Linked DNA regions of Homo sapiens: region 2 is linked to region 1. A link is an interaction called in ENCODE POLR2A ChIA-PET data of the cell type or tissue named here. Cell type or tissue: CD4-positive, alpha-beta T cell. All regions are shown on one strand.

Region 1 (2,500 bases):
AGGATGTGTTCATGCTGGCTTTCAGGATGTCCCAAGGCACGGCACAGTGATTGTCAAATTCCACTTTGCATGGAAGACAGCACAGAACCCTGCTCTGCGTCAGCTGGAGAGCTCCGGCCAGCACGGCCACCAGCAGCATGATCAGTGTGATGTAATACCAGAAGACGTCCCACCATGGTTTTAAGATGTGATAAGATGACTGGGCATCTGCTAAGCATTTTAGCTCAGTTAGTGTAATCATGACTTTCCCTTGTAGGAGGACAGAAACTGGAAGAGGGAAATAAAAGAAACACTACTGAAGCAAGTACTCAAATAAGCATTTTACTCTAATATTCATACACACATGCCCTCCTTCCCAAGTAGGATTTAGCTCTGGGGTAAAACCTAAAAGGAAGAGCTGATTAAGGGGCACATAAGTCTTCTGGTTTCATTTGAAACTATAGGCCATCCAACTCTGAACCATAGTCTCTTAGATGGGGGACCATTTAGTGATACTGACTAGAAAGAAATTTAGGGGTAGCCCTTGAGGTAATTATCTCGTTACCTCTTGTATCTCAACTCCAGGCTAGGCTACTAAAAACCAGGAGCCAATTTTTCTTCAACTGACATTTGAAAAACTTGTTCCTATGCTACTAATATTTTTTTCTTTCTTTCTTTCTTTTTTTCTTCCTTTTTTTTTTGAGACAGGGTCTCACAGGCCTCAGACTCTTGGCCTCAAGTGATCCTCCCTGCTTGGCCTCTGAAAGTGCTGGAATTACAGCTATGAGTCACCACAGCCAGCCACCTAATTTCCAGTGGTCACATTTTACCTTCCAAAATGTCTGAGTAAGCTCCTTTCCACACCTTGTCCCATGTCTGAAGCATCACTTACAGCCCAAGAGTTGTTTTAGTCACCACAAGGAGCCTCTTTTAAGCAAGCTCTGCTTTGTGAAATTACCCCTTAGGCTTAGTGGGGTCTACAATTCTATGCCCAGAACAACCTGTCACTGAATGCATTATCTCCTTTCCACACAAGCTTTCGCTTTGTAATTTAAGTACATGAGTATGAAAAAACTTAGAGTATTTAAAAGTTGGGAAGTATTTAAAAGTTATGGCTTAAAAAAGAATAAGAAAGAAAAGCTCTGCTAGAATATTCTATCATGGGGACTCCCTCTCATGTTTAATGTTGTGATGGCAAAGTACTAAAAGGATAAACGATGGAGGCATATTCCATTATTAAATTACTTTTGCCTTCAGGAAAACAAGATTATCTTGTATTTTCATACTGAAAAGTATTCAGACAACATTCCTGAGAATTTCTATGTTGAGTCTTACATACATCAATTGTTTCAAAAATTGCTAATCAGTAAAATCCAGATGATCTATAAGATGGCACAGAGTAAAGTAAAAGGAAATATGTGGGTCTTAGAAAATATCTGATAAGAAAAAGAAGAAAAATAATAATGGTAGCATGGTGCCCCCTTGCTGGTAGTCCAGCTCTAATCTATTTTCAAGGGTTTCTCTTGGATTTTCTTGAGTCTGAAGTCTTATCATTTATTCTGGGCCAGAGTTACTCTCTAGACACTCTAGTATTAGTAGCATCCCCAAGGAAGCCTTTTTTTTTTTTTTTTTTTTTTTTGAGACGGAGTCTAGTGGCGTGATCTCAGCTCACTGAAACCTCCACCTCCTGGGTCCAAACAATCCTCCCGCCTCAGCCTCCCGAGCAGCTGGGACTACAGGCACATGGCATCACGCCCAGCTAATTTTTGTGTCTTTTTAGTAGAGACAGGAGATGGGGTTTCACCATGTTGGCCAGGCTGGTCTCGAACTCCTGACCTCATGATCTGCCCACCTTGGCCTCTCAAAGAGCTGAGATTATAGGCCTGAGCCACTGTGCCTGGCCAGGAAGACTTTTTTACTCTCATTTGCCCTCTTTCTGGGGTCTGGTATCCTGCCTTGAACCTTAGAGTCCCATTACAGAGTCCCTGCTCCCTGTTAATAAGTCTCATCCTCAGCATATTCCTGACCATCTGACCCTGAACCCTACAGCTTCATGCTCTTGTACCTGTTAAGGCATTTTACAATTTCTGAGCTTAACTGCTGGACTGGAGCACTACTTTCTGCTTGTGTCCTCTCTGGGTATCACATAATATTATATGGATTCACCTTCCTCCTAGGACCTACAGGTGGATTATATAGCTCTTCAGGGCTTCTCTCCTTCACTCCAGTTTAGTGGATCTATTTCTAACTCTCAACTCTTCTCATTCTGCCTCACCTCTCTGCCTTACATAATTGTGTGTCGAGGTAAGACAGAAACTAAAATGAGAGGAATACATGAAGCAAAGAGAAAGTCCTGGGCTTAGACCTCAAAATACTATAAATATGATGTGGCCAGGGGTGTGAGGGATGGTAGAAAACACTGCTGGATGAAAGAAAGAACATGTGAAAAACAGTTTAGGATTTTAGTTGACATGTATGCATACTTTCAGCTAGTCATGAGACAGCTGTTACGCTGAAATAC
Region 2 (2,500 bases), 150 kb before region 1:
ACCTTTATGCTTGAACAAGTGTATATTACTGGAACAATTCTAAACAATATCATTCTAATTATTCATATTTTATTTTATGAATAAAATAAAAATAAAATAAATAAAATTCATATTTTATTTTATTCATAAATAAAAGCCTATGTGAAAGCATATCTTTTATCTTTAGTCCTCCAGAGTCTTTCTGGGTCTTCATCTAATTTCCCTTCTAATGTTACAGCATATTGCTGGCAGAAGGTGCATCTGTGAGTGCCAAGCCTAGATACTTTTTTCTCTCTTAAATAAAAAAATCACAATTAATATATAATTCTTAGAGGAAAAATTCTAAAATACTGATATATATAAAGAATAAAAGAGAGTGCACTTATACTCCCACCACTGAATGACAATCTCTGTTTGCATTTGGATGTATATCTTCTTCCATTTTTTTTTTTTTTTTTTTTTTTTGAGACAGAGTCTCACTCTGTTGCCCAGGCTGGAGTGCAGTGGTGTGATCTTGGCCCACTGCAATCTCTGCCTCCCGGGTTCAAGTGATTCTCCTGCCTCAGCCTCCTGAGTAGCTGAGAGAACAGGTGTGCACCACCACGCCCAGCTACTTTTTGTATTTTTAGTAGAGATGGGGTTTCATCATGTTGGCCAGGATGGTCTCAATCTCTTCACCACAGGTGACCCGCCTGCCTCAGCCTCCCAAAGTACTGGGATTACAGGTGTGAGCCACAGTTCCTGGCCCCAATTTTTAAATATATATATATTCTTTCTTGCATAAGTGAGATCACACTGTGCTTAATTTTAAAAATTTACTTTTTTCAATTAACACATAATGAATTACACGTCAATAAATGTATTTGTAACATTATTTTAAATGTCTACCTAGTGCTTTATTGTAAAAATGTATCATTCTCATTTTTGGAAGCTTAGATTGTTTTCATTTCTCCCACCCATCATGTTGGTGATGTGATGGTTCTCCCTCTGCCTAAGTGTTTTCCAGGGATCTGCCAATCTGACTCTATTCCCTTCCAAGGGAGAAACAAGGAATGACCTCCTTTGGGGCCTTAGCGGGTGTCAGGGAAAAGTGATTATAAGCCTGCTTAGACCAACCCAGGAAGAAACCAGCCATATTAATGGGTTCAGAGTGTTATTCTGAGTTCAGTGGGCAAGGGTTAGTGGATTCTCCAAAAAAGCTTACCTGCTAATGCTTTTTTGGGAGGCGCCACGGCAGGGTTGCAAAAATAAGAGAAAAGGAAAATCCAGGCTGGGAGGAAGGAAAGTGAATATTCATTAATGAGTTGGTCACAGCTTCATGACAAAACAGCCTGTTGCTTGGTGGTATGAGACATCCCTGGCAGGACAAACCAAACCACTCAGCCTAGGAATCACCCACAGGAGGAAGGGAGGGCGTAGAATTTATTGGCAGTCCCCTCAGGGTCTTTTTTTTTTTTCTCTATTTGGTCAAATTTCACCCTACGGGCATAAACTGCCTCTCACTTTCAGGTTGTGTCACCTGGTCCCTCTGAAGAGCCACTGTAGGGGCCAGTCTCATATTCCAAACTGCGCTGCTTCCTCTGTAACGGAAAGTGGTGGGAAGAGTCAGAGTCTCCCAGGGTGTGGTCAGGGAAGCGTGGGTGCCAGAGATGCTGTGGCTCCCTGCTATGGCAGAGAGGGTCCTGCCAGAGGCTGAGGCAGGGGTTGCAAAATAATTAAGCAATGGCACCATCAGAGGAGAAGTGTGCTCTCTAGCGTTTCAACCTGTGGTCTTCCCATTAGCATCAAAGCCCTTGGTTGGGAGAACCAAGGCATTCTGCAGAGTGCTGTCCAGAAGAAACACTAAGACCCGTGCTACCCAGGAGGGTAGGGCAGGAACACAGCATTAGAAAGAATGGGAAAATGAAACTAAGTTCTGTGGGCAGGAAAGCTCCACCTTTCCTCTGGAGACAGAAAAAGAGCAAGAGTCCTAATGGGGACACTTGGCTAACCAAGCTACGTCTTCCACTGTGTCTCTCGCCCTGAGTTATCCAGCCCACAGGGCTCCAAGCAGGCAGATTGGACTTACCTGGGGAGCAGGCTTGAAGGAGGATAAGCAGATACAAACTTTTGCACATCCTCATATACCCTGAGAATGGCACCTCACAGATGAGCACACCGGTACGATAAGGGGCAGAGGGAGGAAGAGAGCTTTGCACTGAGAATGGCGCTCAGAGTTCAGGTAAACTGGGTGGTTTCCTTTTGACTTTGTAGACATGAAACAGGGCAAATTCCCGTTAATCGGCTGGAAAACAGCAGCAAAGCGAAGGAAGAAACCGGGGTGTGAAATAAGGAGGAAGAGGCAGGGACAAAGGACAATGGGCCTGCTGGGTAGTTTTCCTGAGGTCTAGTGATGCCAAGAACAAGCTGAAGTAACACATTAATGTTTATGAGTCTCATGCACCATGAAATTTGATTGGGGCATTGTTAATCTGCCGACTCTTGGCTTCTCTCTGTAGCCTTTGGATTTCTAAAAAACGAG

Evidence for each region. ChIA-PET counts read pairs that join two places held together with the same protein. Peaks named below come from ENCODE experiments on the same cell type or tissue, not always from the same donor. Only the 100,000 strongest peaks of a DNase experiment are listed, where the experiment ranks them.
Region 2: POLR2A ChIA-PET joins it to region 1 with 7 read pairs; 3 of 35 experiments call an interaction of 5 or more read pairs at or near these places.

What each region holds. Positions count from the first base shown.
Region 1 is chr1:89,580,392-89,582,891 of GRCh38, reverse strand. It overlaps LRRC8B (leucine rich repeat containing 8 VRAC subunit B), which reads right to left. Exons shown (of 6, transcript NM_001369817.2): 5 at 1-267. The coding sequence starts at 241. Among named protein-coding and RNA genes, the nearest start is that of LRRC8C-DT, 51 kb to the left of the region's middle. In CD4-positive, alpha-beta T cell, no CTCF peak of the experiment used is centred here; a DNase peak (open chromatin) is centred at 1,471.
Region 2 is chr1:89,727,955-89,730,454 of GRCh38, reverse strand. No RefSeq gene overlaps it. Among named protein-coding and RNA genes, the nearest start is that of LRRC8D, 92 kb to the left of the region's middle. In CD4-positive, alpha-beta T cell, no CTCF peak of the experiment used is centred here; no DNase peak of the experiment used is centred here.